Linked DNA regions of Homo sapiens: region 1 is linked to region 2. A link is an interaction called in ENCODE POLR2A ChIA-PET data of the cell type or tissue named here. Cell type or tissue: B cell. All regions are shown on one strand. Each heading gives the region's core, and the rest is flanking DNA. Links, peaks and the distances in the headings are about the cores only. Region 1 overlaps NR6A1 (nuclear receptor subfamily 6 group A member 1). Region 2 holds the start of NR5A1 (nuclear receptor subfamily 5 group A member 1).

Region 1 (10,088 bases), core at 2,531-5,030, 94 kb before region 2:
AAAGGAGAAAGCCTGTCACTTTACTCTGCCCCCAAGTTTGAGACTTGCTTTGTACAACTTTGATCTTTTTTTACTTCAGCTTCACATGTTGCTTAACAGCAGTTTGAGCTGTTGCTGTGTTCAGGGCTAGAGTATTTATTTGCATTAATCTCTGGGCCAATCTGGGTCTTGAGAAGAAGGTAAACAGTCACGGGTGCCAAATGTGATGAATAAGTCCCAACTTGTTTAGACCTCTCAGGAGACAAAATAGTTGACTGCGTTTATATTTATATGCTCTGTATCTGATTCCTTTGTTTTCATTCAAAAAGGACTTATTTATTCATGTTATAATCTGTTCTTGATTGGGATACTTTAAAAATTCATGGATAAAATCTTGACTGGGGAATTGTGAGAAATTTTAAATGGAGGAAAAGCTCACCTTTTCCAGGTTCCTCAGTTCGCAGGTAGGAAACTTACCTAATTAAATGTCTTACACATATTTAAATTTCCTGGATTGTCCCAAAAATGTCTTTTTACAATTATTTGGTTCAAATCAGGATCTAAAAGTACATATATTGCATTTGGTTGTTAACACAAGGCTGTTCTTTTTTTTGAGACAGGGTCTTGCTCTGTCACCCAGGCTGGAGTGCAGTGGCGTGATCACAGTTCACTGCAACCTCCCAGGCTCAAGCAACCCTCCCACCTCAGCTAGGATAGCTTGGGCTTCAGGCGTGTGCCACCATAATGGCTAATTTTTTTTTTATAGAGACGGGTCTCCCTATGTTTCCAAAGCTGGCCTTGAACTCCTGAGCTCAAACGATCCACACACCTCTGCCTCCCAAAGTACTGGGATTACAGGTGTGAGCCACCTTGCTGAGCCTATGTAAGCATACTCTATATATGCTTTATATATATAGTCTATATATAGTCTTTTTTTTTCTTTTCTTTTCTTTTTTCTTTCTTTTTTTTTTTTTTTTGACACAGAGTCTCCCTCTGTCGCCCAGGCTGGAGTGCAGTGGCACCATCTAGGCTCACTGCAAGCTCCGCCTCCCAGGTTCACGCCATTCTCCTGCCTCAGCCCCCCGAGTAGCTGGGACTACAGGCGCCCGCCATGACGCCCGGCTAATCTTTTGTATTTTTAGTAGAGATGGGGTTTCACTGTGTTCGCCAGGATGGTCTCGATCTCCTGACCTTGTGATCCACCCACCTTGGCCTCCCGAAGTGTTGGGATTACAGGTGTGAGCCACCACACCTGGCCAGTCTTTTTTGTTTGTTTATTTGTTTTGAGACAGAGTCTCGCTCTGTCGGCCAGGTTAGAGTGCAGTGGCGTGATCTCTGCTCACTGCAACCTCCGTCTCCGGGGCTCAAGCAATTCTCCTGCCTCAGCCTCCCAAGTAGCTGGAATTACAGGCGTGTGCCACCATGCCTGGCTAATTTTTGTATTTTTAGTAGAGATGGGGTTTCACCATGTTGGCCAGGCTGGTTTTGAACTTCTGACCTCAGGTAATCCACCCGCCTTGGCCTCCCAAAGTGCTGGGATTGCAGGCGTGAGCCACCGCATTTTTTTTTTTTTTCTTAAAGCACACTCTGTAGTCTTTTTTTTTTTTTTCCCCCACAGCCAGTCATATTACTCTTTTACATAGCATTGGCATTACAAAATCTTTTGAGATCGTCTTTATTCCTTCTCCTTCTTCCTTCAGGTCTTGAAATACCTTTCCTACTTGTCTGCCTGTGGAACTTCAAGGTTCAGCCCAAATGTAATGCCCTCTCTGGCACCTCAGTCTGTTCTAATGAATTGCTTCTTCATCTTTGTTTCTCCAACACTTTTCTTACCCACTTTAGTTACAGTACTCATAACATCATACTGTCATTTATCTGTTTAGTGTATGTGCACTGCTTGTGAGTTAGTATGGAGTGGTGAGAAATAAGGTTGGAGGTCAGCAGATGATGAGTACTTCTAGGGCAAGGATCACATAATATTATTTTATGTCATCATAGCCAGCATAGTGCCTAGCTCATAGGAGACACTCCATGAGTGTTTGTAGAATTGGATTTTTAAAACCTGGTTTCTGGAATATTTTATTTTAGTTTCCAATCCTTGAGTTTTTTCCTGAACTATGAATTCTTTCCACCTCCAGGAGTTGAAGGCATAACTGGAAATTGTATCCAAGGATGTTCTTAGTTGCTCTCATTCTTTCTCCACTCTCAGGAACTTTGCTTCTTAGTCCCAGATAATATGGACTTCATTTGACTGTGATTTCATTATTCCTATTTAGTTGAATTAAACTCTTTCCCTTGCCATAGGGAATGTCTGTATCAAGGATCTGACAGATGAGAACCAGAGATCTTGGGCTCTTGTTTTTTGTTTTAACCTCTGTAAGTTTAAAAAGGAATTTGAAACATTTTCTGCATGCTCCTGATTTTCTAAAATGGATACAAGTCCCTCTCCTTGAGAATGGTCACCGGGCTTTCACTTTGCATCAGACATTCATTGAAAGGTTCTTAAAAACAAATAAGGCAGAAATGATTCTAGTGATCATGTGGCCACTAGATTTGCTGTCTTTTGTTTTACACTGAAGAACTAAACTTACCCCTTCAGCCTCAAAATCTGCAGTCATCTTTGAGAGCGTCTATTTGAATAAACATATGGGAAATGGTGTTAAGAACATCTCAAAAGAGGCTTTGCCTTTTCCTGTCCTCAAGATACGTGGTTTAGTGGAAGAAATGGAGGACTAGGATATTTTATTTTCTTCTCTATTGGTCTGATGACTCCTGCCTCTTCCTTTCTTTGAGCTTCATTCAGTTTGTCCATCTTTAAAATGAAAGTGGAAACAATCTCTTGGTGGTTAACTAAGGTTCTGCCATTCATAATTTGGACTTCATGGCCAGACGCAGAGGGAAGGAGCTACGAGTAGTCGCCGAGAGGCCGCGGAGCCGGCGACGACCGACTCAGCCGAGCGGCCGCCGCCGCCGCGCCCTCATGGCGGCTGCCACGGACACTCAGGAAGACCACGATACTTCCATTGAGAATGAAGACGAGTCCAACCATGACCCTCAGTTTAAGCCAGTAGTTTCTCTTCCTGAGCAAGAAATTTTAAAACGCTGGAGGAAGATGAAGAGGAACTTTTTTTTTTTTTTTTTGAGACCATGTATCGCTTTTGTCGCCCAGGCTGGAGTGCAATGGCGCCATCTCGGCTCACTGCAACCTCCGCCTCCCGGGTTCAAGCGGTTCTCCTGCCTCGGGCGCCCGCCGCCACGCCCAGCTATTTTTTGTATTTTTAGTAGAGATGGGGTTTCACCATGTTGACGAGACTGGTCTCAAACTCCTGACCTCAGGTTATCCACCCGCCTCAGTCTCCCAGAGTGCTGGGATTACAGGAGTGAGCCACCGCCCCCGGCCAAAGAGGAACTTTTTAAAATGGGGGCGAAACTGTGATTTGCCGCAGAGAACCGTCTCCTAGAATGGAACGAGCGAGGCACTGGTGACGTCAAGCTCCTGAAGCACAAGGAGAAGGGGACCACCCGCCTCCTCATGAGGAGGGACAAGACCCTGAAGATTTGTGCCAACCACTACACGCCAATGGTGGAGCTGAAACCCAACGTGGGTAATGACCATGCCTGAGTCTGGAACGACGAGTGCCCCAAGCCAGAGCTGCTGGCCATCCGCTTCCTGAATGCTGAGAATGCACAGAAATTCAAAACAAAGTTTGAAGAATGCAGTAAAGAGATTGGAGAGAGAGAAAAGAAAAGATCCGGCAAAAAAGCGATCATGCCGAAAAAGTGGCGGAAAAGCTAGAAGCTCTTTCGGTGAAGGAGAAGGGAGAAGACCAAGGAGGATGCTGAGGAGAAACAATAAATCGTCTTATTTTTTTCCTCTCTTTCCCTTCCTTGTTTTTTTTTTTTTTTTTTTTTTAATTTTACTCTGCCCCTCTTTTTTGGTTTGTTTTTATTTGATTTCATTTTTACAAAAGGCCGTTATATAAAGAACAAAATTTAAAAATAATAATTTGGACCCCATTAGATTTGCAGTATGCAAATGCTACGTATGTTTGGATTTAGAATTTTGTTTATCTACTTTTTTCCCACATTTCAAAGCTAGTATTAGCAAGTAGAAAATGTTGATTTCCTGTTTTCTCTCTCCTTCCCACTTATAAATTCCAGTACTGTTAATCTTAAATGATTTTTCTTCTTCTTCTTTTTTTTTTTTTTAAGTAGGGACGAGGTCACTCTGTTGCCCAAGCTGGAGTGCAGTGACTATTCAGAGGCCACAATCATAGCGCACTGCAGCCTCAAACTCCTGGCTTCAAGCCATCCTCCTGCCTCAGCCTCCTGAACAGCTGGGACTACTGGTGTGCACACCCATCCCCAGCTAAACAATCTTACTTGGAGGCGTAGTTAAAAATTAGTGTTTAGGCCGGGTGTGGTTGCTCATGCCTGTAATCCCAGCACTTTGAGAGGTTAAGGCAGGTGGATCACTTGAGCCGAGGAGTTCAAGACCAGCCTGGGCAACATAGACTCCCATCTCTACCCAAAATTTTTACAAATTAGCCAGGCGTGGTGGTGCGTGCCTGTAGTCCCCTGTAGTCCCAGCTACGTGGGAGGCTCATGCGGGAGGATTGCTTGAGCCCTGGTGGAGGCTGCAGTGAGCCATGATTGCACCACTGCACTCCAGCTTGTGTGACAGAGCGAGGCCCTGTCTCAAATAAAAAAATAAATAAGATTTAGAGTTCATCTTTTGCATTCACATGGGCAGTGTGGTGTCTGTTCATCTTCTCTCGCCTCTTCCAGTAGAGTCTATAAAGTGCTCTCAAAAAACTTGTGGGACTGAGAATGCTGAAGAAATGTGGCTCTATATCCAAAGATGAAACTTAATTGTCTCCTTAAGCTATGTTAAAGATTTGTTCTCAGGCTTATGGGTGCATCAAGGATTGTTAGTTGGACTCACCTTGAAAATCAAGGCGTCTGCTTCAGTCTTGGTAGCAGAAGTTAGACTAATAGCTCCTTATTCATCTTTTCCTCCAAAAGTTGGTGCAGTAAAGCACAGAGGCTTACTACACCTCTGTTGTGTGCAGATATTTAGTTCTAATAAATCCATATCCTTAAGGGAGACAGAGAGCTGCCCTTTGTTTCCAGTTGAGTAGCTTTTTGCTAGTGGACCTTCCCCTTCCATTTTTTCCACCCTCATTCTATTTGTAGTCACTTTACTAAAATCATTTAAGAACTACGTTAAATCCACAGGGACTGAGAAGAAAATATTAATCTATGGGGTTGGGGTGGGGGGTGGGAAAGCTGGTCAGTGTATTTATGATGGGGTAAAGTGTGTCATGGCAGTGGCAGAATATTTATTTTTAGACAAATTACAGCCTTTTTCCTCGTCTAAATCATTGGTCACTTTCTCTTTAGGCTCTACTTTGTAAGATGACCCTAATGCTCTCTGTTGGTTAGAAAAGCCCTCTAGTAATGGTAGTAGCAATATTTGCCATTCAGTTATATGGCTGCTAAGTGACAGATTCCAGTCCTACTCCAAGAAGGGTCTCCTTTTTCTGGAATACAGCTGTAAAGTGTGCATAGCCTTTAAGTTATTCCTAAAGCTAAATTGGCAGGGGAGATTTCATAGAATGAAACATTTTACACAGTTAAAAAGCATTTATCCTCAGAAATCAGTTTCTCTTGGGGACATTCCACCTTCTTAGTGGAGCTTGCCCTTTTATTGTGTCCTGATATTTGAATGTTTAGCTGAATGTTTGACATCATGTGCCATTAGCACGTGGCTCCAATTTGCCAGCCTTTGGGGTACTGTGGTAAGGTATGAGTGTGTATGTGCACACTCGGTGTTATACACTCTGCTGCGTGCTGCTGGTGTGGTTCATGAATCAGGGAAGCTATAGCATGATGATTGTTTAAGATCTTATGAGTTTTAGGGGAATGAAGCAAGAAGCTTAGTTTGAAGGTGTAAACTTTTGGCTGAGGGTAAGGATTGGGGGTGGTGAAATTAGTAACTTTTGCTTTGTAAAAGGATTTTGCAGACCTAGTTTCCTTTCTCCAAACTAATATGTATAACCAGAGCATTCTTGCATTCTTTCAAACTAGTATAGATAACCAGAGCATGGAAATGAAGGGCTAGAGTTAAAGTAAGCCCTGCAAACAACTCTTAGCTCTGTGTATTAATTTTCTTAGAGGAATTTGCCTTGTCATTGTTTATTGTAATGACAGAAAACAGGGAATCCCACTTCTGCACGCCCCCCATACCCCCCAGAAAAACCCTACATACCTAACATTGAGTTTCCGTTTTGTCTTTTCCTTAGACCGAAAGGTTTTGGCTTTAAATTTTCTAACCCAGTCTGGAAGACTATAGCATAGAATAGTTCTTGAAAAAAAAGAAGAAAAGCCCCACATACCAGAACCCTTTTAAATAAATTCTTTTAAAATGCTGCCTTTTAATTTTAGGATCTTAGCTTAAAGAAGACTGGAGGAGAATTTCCCATGAAATGGTTCCCATAATAGTTTTCAGAAAGACGTGCTAGGCAGTATTGTTAACTAAAGAAAATAAGTCTATCAGTTCCACTTAGATAACCTTTGGTAATAAACGAACTCCGTACACGTTGTGACCTTAGAGCCTGAACTTTGCAATCACATGACCAGCTTGTAAACTGACCTGTGAGGATGACTGTCGTAGTCCCGGCTTAGAGGAATTGACCAAGTGTCGGAAGGGTAGTCATCAAGCTGGACTTGTCCTGTAATCTCTGTTTCTTCATGGCTGCAATAGAACTTTTCAGCAGACTACAAGAAGCATGAAATGGAGACATGGGAAGGTAAGGAACAGTCTGGGGCCCAAATCTAAGGGTTAGAAATTTTCTTTGAAGGTTTAGAGCAAATAGCCTTGAGGGAGAAGGGAGGCAGTCCACAGGCAACTGTTTTTTTTGTGTCTTCGCAGAGTTCAGCTAGAAAGTTTTCATGTATGTAGCAAGTGGCTGTAAATGTTTTGGAATGGAGAAAAGTGAGAGAGAACTGCAGTGAATTCATTGTTGTGGTTGATGAAGAGCAGAAGAAAGGGGATTAATTTAAATTTTATAGTGATTTTAAAAAAATTAAATATACGTGTCAGTACATAGATAAAATTTACATTAAAAATTGTTGTTTATTTCTTGACAGATGTTGTTTGTATTTTAAATTCCTTAATCCAGTTCGCTATCTGCCAAAGTCTTATTTACTACTGTTAATTATAGATAGAATTGGGGTCATGAGGCCATTGATAAGGCAACCTCATCCTCTGGTAGGGAGCTTCTATACTTTACAGTTTGGGATATAAGACTAAGCCATTGCTAATTTCTTTTTAAGTGGGTTGCTTTTTAAATGGGTACATTTTCTGCATGTGTGTGTATGTAATGAATAGTCACTAGTGTTATAACTTGTTTATTTGGGATAGTCTCCTAGTTATGTGAGAAACCCCACTTTTCCACAACTTTATTATTTAGGCCAGGAAAGACACATACAGCTGAAGGAACAGATAAAATGGATGAATGTTAGTATTAAAGTTTTGCCATGTTTATGAAGTACAAGCTAAGAGTTTGCAAGAGTTTGGTTTTCTTAAAGGCAAGCACTACTGAGAAGAGTTCCCGACTCTTTGAAGCAGTTGATAAATTTCTAGGACTGGCATTAACCCTACGAAATAGCTGGTCCTGGGAAAGCTTCCCAGCCTCTTGCAGCGTGGCTAACATCTGCCAAAGGCAGCTTTGCAGTTTCATTCTCACTCTGGGGATGCACAAACCAGGGAAGTGGGACCCCCTCTGATAATAGCATTCTTCTTTTTAGTAACCTTGGCTTCATTCCTCCCTTATATGTTGTACCCCAGCACCTTACATGCCAGAATTATTGGTTTTTAGTGCAAGTTAGCAGAAACAAGAGAAAGTTTGTAGAAAATACCAGTTATATATAAGGCCTGTTATTTATCTTGAACAGCCTCCTCCCCCAGTATGCATAGAAATTCTTTGTTAAACTATCCTGGATATACTAGCTTTTCCAGAAAGGAGTAGTTTAAGAAGTAAGATTTGCTTTGGATCTGTTGGACAGGAGTTTAGGAGCTGGCAGAGTCCCAGAGCAGTAATTACATGAGTTTAGAAGGGATGACTCTGGAGAATTTAGATTTTTTTTCGACGAGCTTGAGTCTCTTAGTGATATGTAGTCTGCTAGCTCTGAAAGAGAAAAAAGGTTTGCACAGAAAGTTCTCCCCTGGTTCATATTTAAGTTTTGAAACTTCAGTTCTTCTTAGTCATTCAACTGCAGAAAATAACTTACGGTACCAAAACAAGAACTTTCATAAAATAAGGAAATGAATTTAAAATTGTTCACCTAGATCTTTCATTGAAAATTCTAATAAAGCAAAATGAATGATCCCAGTTGTAGGAGGTTTTGGAATCTTAAGAGGCAAAATCAACTGCTTACAAAAGAGGTCAGTGAAAATGCTACTGTAAAAAAAGCATTGCCTGGTTTTAGATATTGGGCCCTTGTCCATTTAAATTAACCTTTGTCACAGCTGGGCATACAAATGTTTTGTTTTAGTTCACAGAGGGTTAACTCTATTCAAGCTTTCACTGTGGCAGGCCTGATCTGTGGAGTCATACAATCTGGTCTTTCAGCCCTGCCAGTCGCTAGGCAGGAAGTCTTATTTCTTAAGCTATCTTTCAGAATGGGGGTTGGGATTTGGAGAAAGGTGGGGGAAGGGCTTTGGAGCATCTGTAAGGATCAATAACAGAGAGAGAGAGAGAGCCGTAAGAGAGGCCATTGTGCACACTTCAAGATAGATGCAGCCCTTGTGCACAGCCCCTGCCTGGCAGGACAGACACCTAAAACCAAAACAATGACACCGAATGAATTCTCTGTGAAAATTAGATTGCCGCTTAAAGGAGAAAAATACTTGAGTGCCCTTTCAACGTTGGGGAATATTCTCATTCCTCAACTTGCAAAGATTAGGCAACCCCCACTAAAAATAACTCCAAATTGATTTTTAAATGCCTTTTGTCCTCATGCTAATACTGTATTGAATTGGAGAGGGTGATCATTTGGGTCTTGGTCACATGCATCAAAGCATTGAGTAAGTAATCTTTTTTCTTCTCTCTCTCCCCCTCTCTGCTCTCTTCCTCCCTCCCTTTTTCTCTTCTTTTTTATTCTAATGTTTGCTTTACCCTGTTGGTTTTGGAGGCATCATTAAGGGAATGAAAAAACTAAGATTTGGTTAGGATTTGAGTAACACATGTGCGAAATCCCTCCCCGAACAGCTGGTATTGGCTCTCGAAACTTCAACTGAGCTAAACAGATGTTCCTAGTGTGTTATTTTGAGATAATTTAAACCAGACTTATAGTCAAGAACTCTACAAAAATTGTAGATTTGATTTTTAAATGCACTAAAGTTGTGATATCGTGCCACATCTTAATACATGTTATATGGGTGTTAAGCAAAAACACCTGAGCTTGGGAAAGTGAGCAGTTCCGCCAATGAAATTGTGATATTTAAAACACTACCAAGTTTGTTATTCTTTTACTCCAGCCCAGATTTTCATTTTTCAGATTCCCCTTTCCCAAACCCTGTAACATTCCTGTTTTACTGTATCCTTTTCCAGAGGACTAAGGCATTAATTCATTAGGTACTTTCTTGATGCAAATTCTTTATGGCATTTGGAAAGAGTAATGGAGTCATTGCCACCTTTCTTCTACTAAACTTCCAAAGTACTGGTGACAACTGACTGGTAACAGCTGAGAAAAATGGAATCCTAAACAGCCTTAAATAGTCTTCTCCCAACTTGAAATCTTCCAGGAATAAATGCATAAATGAACTGGGGGTCCATAATGTGGCTTGCAGACAGACAAATGGAATAAGGGGAGGCGGGGAGACCTGCGCTTGAAATTAGCAAGTTTAGTTTATTCTAGGCTTCTTGAGTTGAAAACTGACATAATCTGGACAATTTTGAGGCTAGGAAAAATATCTGGATGCCTCACATCATCTGGATATTTTTAACCCATCTCTAATCGGTACCCTTTTGCTGGGGAAAATGATGTACAGGAAGAAAATCTGATTTAATCACCGCAAACAGTACCTCCTTGACACAATTGAT
Region 2 (8,946 bases), core at 6,006-8,505:
CTCTCAGTCTAGAGAACTGGCCCCAGGGGCACCTGGCCTTTCCCATCCCCACGAGGTGGTCCAGCCCAGAGAGCCACCAGGCAGAGGGGGAAGAGCGAGCAGGTCTATTGCAGGCCCCTAGCCCCCCTCCCCACACTGCAGCTGAGGCTCCCGCTGGCCACGGCCTTGACCCAGCACTATGGACTTCTCTGACATTGGCATCGGATCTGAACATCTGGCAGCAGGCTGATAAGGGGTGCAGCGGAAACAGCCTCTGCTGCCGCCAGCAGGCCCGCCCCCTCCGCTGCCCTGCACGGGGTCTCCACATCCACCCTCCCTCCACCTCCAGCTCTCCAGGCCTCGGCCCTTCCCGCTTCTCGTTCTCTGCCTCAGTCTCTCTCTCTCCGTCTGAATCTCTCTCATCCCTACTCTCTCTCTCTTCCTCATTTCTTCTCGCTCTCATTTCTTCTCTCCCCAACCCTCACCACTCTGAATTTCTCTGTCATCCTCCCTCCCTCCGACTGCGTCTCCCCTTTCTCTCTGTGTTCATATTTTCTGCCCAAGCCTCTGCAGCTTCTCTCTCTTTTTCTGGCCACCTTTCCACTCTGCAGCCTGATGATTCTGTCCCTCTCTCTGTTTCAGTTTCTGGGCCTCTGGTTTGTTTGTTCCTTATCCCACCTCCAGGAAATGGGCCTGGCACTTTGGGAAAGTCCCCAGTTAGGAGAGAGACCCTGGGCTTTGTTTGCCTGGGGAGGGAGGTTGGGGGCGCCTGAGTCAGGACTACAGCCCTCCTTTGCTTTCCCCTCTGGGTAGGTCTAGTGGCCTGGGACCACCAGGGCTAGAGCTTGAAGGAAAGGACAGGCCACCCAGGGGCTCTGGCAGGGTGGAGAGGAGTCAGCCTGCAGGCCTGGGCTCTGGACTCCACTGCTGGGATTTGAACGCTGGTCCCATCACACCCTCGCCTGGTGACTTTGGGAAGATGCCTGGTCTCTCTAAGCCTGACTTTCCTCCTCTCTTAACTGCTGCTATCGGGGGTTGAGAGGGAATTACTACCTACCTCCCAGAATGCCGGAGAGGTTCGAGACTGACTGCAGGTGTGGAGTGGTTAGCTGGGGACCTGGCACATAGGGGGGCACTTCTGAGTTGGGGCCTTGCCATTCCCAGCACGCTGGTAACCCCTGGCTGCCCCTGTCCCCATAGAGCACCCACTTTGGCTGAGGGTGGGAGGGGGCAGCACAGAGGAAGGGGGTACCAGTGACTGTGGCCAGGGTTGGTTAGGGGATGAGGAGCACCCAGCCTTGAGTGACAACTGATGCCGTCAGAGGAGACAGGACCCATGGAGCAGGCAGCAGAGCTCTACCTACAAGTGCGGAGGAAAGTGGTCATTCAGCAAGTTCCAACGCTTGCTCCACGCAGGCTGCTGTGGACCCAGAGATAAATCAGGCCTTTCCTGGAGGCTTCCCCAGGCTGAGGTGAGGCGCTCATCACAGAAGGGCAAACGGTGTCCATGATGATGTTGCAATCTCATACTCAACAGGGAAAGGGCCTCTGAGGACAGATCATCCAGTCCTTCAGCTGGTTGTTTGTTTGTGTTTTGCTGACACTTATTGAGCACACATGACATACCAGCCAGCCACTGAATACATTACACGTATTGTCTCCTTTCATCCCCATTTTATAGAGAAGAGAGAAGGCCCAGAGAGGGGAAGTGACTGGTCCCAGGTCACACAGCTAGAAAGTGGTAGAACTGGGATTTAATCCAGAGACTCTGCCAGCAATTCTCCTTCTCAGGGCTCAAGGACTCACCAGGAGACTAGGACAAAGCCAGGCTGGTTCCTTCTATGGCGTCATGGTGTGGAGAGAGACCTGTTTGTCTTGTTTAAGAAGGCGGACAAAGCAGACCCCACTTCATAAGGTCGCCTATTAAATGAGGTGCAAAGATTCATGATTTTGTTATTGTTACATGTATGTGACATGTTAGTGGTGGGTATTTGCTGGGATATGTGTGTGTGTGTGTGTGTGTGTATATATATATATATATATATATATATATATATATATATTTTTTTTTTTTTTTTTTTTTTTTTTTTTTTTGAGACAGAGTCTTGCTCTGTTGCCAGCCTGGAGTGCAGTGGTGCAATCTTGGCTCACTGCAAGCTCCGCCTCCTGGGTTCACGCCATTCTCCTGCCTCAGCCTCTGGAGTAGCTGGGACTACAGGCGCCCGCCACCAGGCCCAGCTGATTTTTGTATTTTTAGTAGAGACGGGGTCTCACCGTGTTAGCCAGGATGGCCTCGATCTCCTGACCTCCTGATCCGCCCGCCTCGGCCTCCCAAAGTGCTGGAATTACAGGCGTGAGCCACTGCGCCTGGACTTGCTGGGATATTTCTTATTAAATTCAGAGGGTGAGTGATATTAGTCCAGAAACAAAATCATTGCATTAAAATAGGGACACTAGGCTAGGTGCGGTGGCTCACACCTGTAATCCCAGCACTTGGGGAGGCTGAGGTGGGTGGATCACCTGAGGTCAGGAGTTTGAGACCAGTGCGGCCAAAATGATGAAACCCTGTCTCTACTAAAAATACAAAAATTAGCCGGGTGCGGTGGCGGGTGCCTGTAATCCCAGCTACTTGGGAGGCTGAGACAGGAGAATTGCTTGAACCCAGGAGGCGGAGGTTGCAGTGAGCTGAAATTGTGCCACTGCACTCCAGCCTGGGCAACAAAGTGAGACTCCATCTCAAAAAAAAAAAAAAAAAAAAAAAATAGGGACACTAAGGCCAGGTGCTGTGGCTTACGCCTGTAATCTCAGCACTTTGGGAGGCCGAGGCGGCCGATTTCTTGAGCCCAGGAGTTCAAGACTAGCCTGGGCAGCATGGCGAAACCCCATCTCTACAAAAGAAAATACAAAACTTAGCCAGGTGTGGTGGCATGTGCCTGTAGTCTCAGCTATTCAGGAGACTGAGGGAGGAGGATTGCTTGAGCCCAGGAGGTCGAGGCTACAGTGAGCTATGATGGTACCACTGCACTCCAGTCTGAGTAACAGAGCAAGACCCTGTCTCAAAAGACATAAAACAAAATAGGGACACTAAAAAAAGAATATTAAAATAGGGAGACTAGTTAGGTTCAGCCATATGCAAGAGAAGTATATCTTGTAAGAACTTCTCTAGGTGAAAAAGACATAATTACAAGGTCATGCACATTGAGGAATAAGTTGTCTGTTACGTTGTAGGTGGAATATATTCGATCAGTTAGCTATGACTGTTGGTGAAATTATATTATAAAAATTATTATTATTGAATTAATGATTATTAATTATTAAAACCCTATTGCCCGGGCTAGAGTGCAGTGGCACAATCATAGCTCACTGCAGCTCCAACTCCTGGGTTCAAACCATCCTCCTGCCTCAGCCTCCCGAGTAGCCGGGACTACAGTCTATCAGTATTATTGTTGTATGTTCACACACAATTTTAAGTGGCATAATGAGGAAAACACACACTAGGTTTTATTTTATTTTATTTTATTTTATTTTATTTTATTTTATTTTATTTGAGACGGAGTCTCACTCTGTCGCCCAGGCTGGACTGCAGTAGCACAATCTTGGCTCACTGCAACCTCTGCCTCCCAGGTTCAAGCGATCCTCCTGCCTCAGCTTCCCAAGTAGCTGGGACTACAGGCACAAGCCACCACACCAGGTGAATTTTTCTATTTTTTAGTAGAGATGGCGTTTTGCCATGTTGGCCAGGCTTGTCTTGAACTTCTTGACCTCAGGTGATCCGCCCACCTTGGCCTCCCAAAGTGCTGGGATTACAGGCATGAGCCACAGTGACTGGCTGGAAAACACATAGGTTTTAAATATAGTTGGCGTTTCTACTTTTTCAGTGGCCTTCCATGAAAAAATATATATAGGGAGAGTTGGCTTCACTTCACTTATCCAGAAAAGTCCCTCTTGTTCCAGATAAGTGAGGTGTTGGGTGTGATTTATTTATTTCCTCCAATGAAGGGATATGTGGGAGGAGGGGTGGTTCTCAACAGTGACTGCCCCATAGTCACCCTGTGCCCCTCCCTGCTCTCCCAAGATGAAAGGCACGGAGGTAAATCCTCTGAGGACAGAGACTTTTCTTCTCTTTCCTATGGGATCCCTGGTGCCTGGAACAGTGCCTGACCCCTAAGTGTGCGCTCAGTAAATGTGAGACAAACAGAGGAACACACAAAAGATCCAGTCACCGTGGGAGCGGCACAACACCCTGCAACCCGGGCCCTACAGGAACAGGATATTTCAGAGCCCATCTGGGCCCAGAGATTGGATGGGGACGTCCCAGGTTGTCTAGGGAGGCCTAGCCTTCTAGATAAGGGCCCCTTCCTGCTACCCTGTCCTATCCTGGACTAGCTTCATACTTGGTTCAACCTGGGGCCACTATAGCCACCACTTGGCCTCAGAGGCAGTCTCAGCCCAGCCTCAGTTTTTCCAGCCATCGACTGGGAACATCAGCAGCCCACAGCAGATGAGGACATTCAGAGGCCACCGTGGCATGCACGCACCAGGTGTCCAGGCCGCTCACCTGCTCCCCTTCCGGCCCCCCTCTTCTTCCACCTGATGGAAGAGGAAAAAGAGGTGGAAGCAGCAGGCCGCCTAGTCAAGTCGCCATGGCCTTGCCTCCGCACTGGCCTGTCCTGACTCTACTCCAATGTCCGGGCTGGGCCAGACCATGCCAGGCCAGGCCCCAGGGAGGTAGCCATTCACAAGGAGAGAGGAGCAGGCGGCAGGCCGGGTGGGGGAGCAGCCCATAAATCAAGCCCCACTCCCACCCGGTTTCTAACAAGCGGGGCTGCCTACCCGCCTCTGTGGGGTCCCTGCCTCTGGGCTCCCACAGCGGGCCTGGAACAGCCAGCTGGCCAAGGCCTCTGCAGTGCCTTGGCCTCCGCCCCCACCCTCAGCCCCCAGATAGATAGGGGTATTTTTTTTCTTTTAGGAGAAGAAGAAAAAATAGACGTAAATGAAGAGAAACACCAACAAAGAAGGCGAGAGGCCTGCAGAGTCACGTGGGGGCAGAGACCAATTGGGCCTCCGGTGGCCCCCCCACCAGGGCGGGGAGGAGGAGGAGGACGGACGGACAGGGCCAGCCTGCTGTCCGGCTGCCGCCCGCCGTGGTGTGAGGGGGTTTCTGCGCACCCACAGTCGCCACCGTCCCACCTGGGCTGCCGGAGCCTCCCCCTGGACCCCTGGTGCCCACTGCCACCCTCATCCGGTGTGAGAGCGCTGCTTCCGCTTCGTAAGTGAGGGCCTTGGCCCAGGCCTCTAATGGCCAGCCTCCTTCTGCAGTGCCTCCCTGCAGCCTGGGCCGGCCACTGCCTGCTCCACTTAGTGACCGGTGCCCCCTGCTCTGGGCAGGGAAGGTGCCAGGGGTCTCCCAGACTCACCCTCCCACCATGCTACCCCCTCTTCTTCCCTGGGCTGCCGATGGGAGGAGCCAGGCCTGTGACCACAAGCCCCATGGAGGTCCGCTGGTGTCCCGCTGTCTCTGGCCAGGCATCCACCAGGCTGTGTGGGTCTGAGCCTAGAGGTCTGTGAGTGTGTCTGGAGGGCTCTGGGCCTGTCTTGGGGCTCTGTCCCCCACCTGAGTTTCTGTGTTGTCTCTGTGGCTCTCTCTGAGTCTTGCTGTGTATCCGTGTGTCTGTCTCCGGCATCCATCTGTCAGCCTGGGTTCTGCGGCCGGGCCAGGTCTAGGCTTCCCTCCCTGGGTGGGTGGATGAGGGGCTGGAACTCCCCAGGCGGTGGGCTGGAACCTGGAACCTGTGGGGGTGGGTGCCTCGGAGCCTGGAGTGCAGAGGAGCCATGGGCTTCCAGCCGGTGAGAGTAGAAACCCTTGGGGAGAGGGGATTGGAGATAGAGGGAGAAGGGCCTGAGCCCAGCCCCCACCCAACCCCGGCGGCTGGGGCCTGTGTGTCCAGCTCCAGGTTTCCAGGAGACCTCGGGTGAGCTCTACCTTAGAACAGCCAACTGGGGCACCCCAGCCCATCATCCACCAACCCCCTTCCCTCCTGCAGTCACTGTCTGAGGGCTCCATTGTGGTGGGGAGCTGTTCAGAGGCGGCAGTGACCCCCACCTCCAGCTCGGGCAGATGCTCTTGTTTCTCAGGGGTTTGGGGGTGCGGGGGGTACGATTAACAGGGTCTCTGGCTCTTTCTTCCCTCCTCATCCAAGATTCTTGCATGGAAACCGCAGTACCCCATCTGTAAAGCCAACATGTTCCACTTTATGCTCGGAGAAAACTGAGGCTCTCGTTTCAGAGAGGAGAAGTGACTTGCCCGAGCTTGCACAGCTAGTCTGCGGGTTCTGCTCCTTCTGTGGGTGAGCCAGCTGAGTGCGGTCTGCGCGGGGGGTTCTCTGGCCACAACTTGCAGGCCCCAGGCCCAGCTCCAACCGAAGCCCGAGGCCTCCAGGCGGGCGGGAGCCCAGATGGAGCCTTTTGGTGGGTTGCGCCGCTGTCAATGCAAAATTGCGGTATTTTCCTGCTTGAAGATCGCAGCTTTTTGGCCTCATGGTCCCCAAACTCTCTCTGACCCCAGGTGCCAGCGGGGGCGGAGGCAGGATGCAAGCAGGCCCCTTCCTTTCGGGTCCGTTTCTCCAGCTGAAAAACAGTGGCCCCGCGGATGGTCCCTAGCCCAGAGCAACTGCTTGGCCCATAGGCCCGGGAACCCCTTTGTCCCCAAGACCGCCCAGCGCTTTCTTCCTCGCCCCACCCCCCCGTGAGAGCTCCGAGGGGAGCAGCGGGGCCCTGCCTCCGGGCTCCTCTCCCAGCTCCTGCGCCCGTAGAGGCTTCGGGTCCCCCCAGGCCTCGGACATTTGTAAAATGGGATTTCCACGAGTCCCATTTCCAGCCCAGCGACCTGAGGCTAGCGAGCAGAAGGGGTTCGCCCCAGATCTCCCCAGAGGGGCGCCACTGAGCGCTTCCGCCAGGCCACACGCGTGCTTTGCCCCTACTGCTTGGGTTCATCCTCACGACCCACCCTTAGCGAGGAAGAGCGGTCATCTACCCACTTCACAGATGCGGCAACTGAAGACCCGAGACGGGGAGAGAGCTGCTACAGGCTCGAGTGAGGAGATGTGGTGGGCCCCATGGGAGAATCTGGCTTCCACCCGTGAATCCGAGCCTCGGCCACGGTCGCCACTCGCCCTTACCCACTTCCACGCTGTAGTGCGACCAGCCACCCGCGTGGCATTCGCCACGACCCAGCTGGGTTCACAGACAGGAGCTGCCTCCTCCCACTGCAGGCGGGTGACCCAAGGCCCCCACTGCCCTATACCTGCCCAGATCGCGGGGCACTCGGGCTCCGCAGCTCTCTGGCCGCGCTCGGGGTCCGGGGAGCCGGGCTGCGGCTGGGGGGCCTGGAGGATGAGGGCGAAGACTCGAGCTGGACTGCGGAGAGGGTGCCGGCGCGGGCCGGGCTTGGGGGGAGGACACGACCGGGCCTCCGCCCCCGGATACCGCACGCGCCGATATAGAGGGGCCGGCCCCCGGCCCCGGCGCGGCGGGTTGGCGCAGGGCGGGGTGGCGGCTGAGGGGCCCGGGTCCCAGGTGCGCCTCGGAGCGGCCCCGGCGGCGGTGCGGGGGGGAACAGGGAGGCAGGATGGGGGGCGGGGAGGCGGGAGGGGGGAGCCGAGGCCCCCGCGCCGCCAGCCCCGCGCCCCCGCCTCCCCGTCCCCGGCCCGAGCGGCCGTCATCGCGGGCGGGCGGCGCTGCGCCCGGGTGCGGCTCCTCGCCGGCGGCGGCGGCGCGGCCGAGAGGTGCGGGCTCCGCGCGGGCGGGACGCGGGGCGCTGCTCGCAGGAGCGACCAGGTGGGCGCCGGGCCGACCGCAGCCGCCGTCGCGCCCCCTCTCGCGTCCCGGGCCCTGGCTCTTCGCGCTTCCCTCCTCCGGACTTCGCCTCTCCGCCCGAGGTCGCTCCCTCGCCTCGGGCTCGGCTTCCCGGAGCCCGCCGACCCCCGCCCGAGGTCTCCCCGCCCGACGTCCCGGTGGCAGCGGCGGCTCGGGCTGCGCCTCCCGTTGCCGTCGCTGCTGCGGCTTTGTCTCCCCCGGGGAGGGGGTCCCGGCGGCTCTGCGTTTTCGGGCTCTCGGTCCCGGCGCCGTCGTTTTCCGCCTCCTGCGGCCCGGGCCCCCGTCTGGGTCCGACCCTGCGGGGCCTCGCCTTGGCGCTTGGGCTCCTGCCCGGCAGGTTTCCGCGCGTCCCCTGTCCCCGACCCTCGGGCTGGGCGCTTCCGCCTCCAGGTTTTCTCTCCGTGTTTCTGTAGCTCCCCGGCCTCGTCTCTCCGGGGCTCCTCTCGTCTCGGCGTCTCTGTCTGTCGTCTATCGTTGTGTCTCTGGCTCTGCGTCAGTCTCTCTTGGGTTTTCTCTTCGGGCCTCCGCTGTCTCTCCGAGTCTCTGATCCAATCCCCCACCCCTCGTTTCTCTCTCTCTCTCTCTCTCTCGTCTCTCTCTCTCTCTCTCTCTCTCTCTGTCTCCCTGTCTCTCTCCATCCCTCCCTGTGTCTCGTCCCCGCCGGGTTCTCTCTAGCTGGGCGTCTCAGTGTCTGTGTCTCTGGCACTCTCGGACTGGCCTCGTGTCTGCGCCCGGTGGCGTCGGTCGTTGTCTCTCGCCAGAGTTTCTTCCCATCTCTGGCTCCCCCGGACTCTGTCTCTGCCTCCTTCGTCTCTGTCGGGTTCCCAGAACACCCGGGCCGGGCGCCCCAGCGCTCCTGGGTCCCCTGGCGTCTTCCCCGCGGCTGAGCCCATCTCTTTTTCTCAGAATCGGGGTTTTGTTCTCAGACAAACGAATCCCAATCGAAGCGCATCGAACCCGAGGGCCCCAGATCGGGCGCGACGGGGTCCGCGCGGGAGGAGCCCCCCGGACGGGGCGGGAGCGTGGGGCCTGGCAGGGGAAGGCCGGGCGCGGGGACTGCACCGGACCCACCCCGGGACGCTGCGCGGGGCG

The links. ChIA-PET counts read pairs that join two places held together with the same protein. Peaks named below come from ENCODE experiments on the same cell type or tissue, not always from the same donor. Only the 100,000 strongest peaks of a DNase experiment are listed, where the experiment ranks them.
Region 1: POLR2A ChIA-PET joins it to region 2 with 5 read pairs; 3 of 35 experiments call an interaction of 5 or more read pairs at or near these places.

The regions. Positions count from the first base shown.
Region 1 is chr9:124,592,452-124,602,539 of GRCh38, reverse strand. All of the region lies in intron 2 of NR6A1 (nuclear receptor subfamily 6 group A member 1), which reads left to right. It also overlaps the pseudogene LOC100419284. Among named protein-coding and RNA genes, the nearest start is that of MIR181A2HG, 61 kb to the left of the region's middle. In B cell, for the core only: no CTCF peak of the experiment used is centred there; no DNase peak of the experiment used is centred there.
Region 2 is chr9:124,503,551-124,512,496 of GRCh38, reverse strand. It overlaps NR5A1 (nuclear receptor subfamily 5 group A member 1), which reads left to right and starts at 5,098. Exons shown (of 7, transcript NM_004959.5): 1 at 5,098-5,248. RefSeq lists enhancers at 1-441, 4,112-8,946, 8,350-8,946, a cis regulatory region at 5,016-5,021 and promoters at 5,003-5,147, 5,018-5,341. In B cell, for the core only: no CTCF peak of the experiment used is centred there; no DNase peak of the experiment used is centred there; H3K4me3 peaks cover 646 bases; H3K27me3 peaks cover 1,857 bases.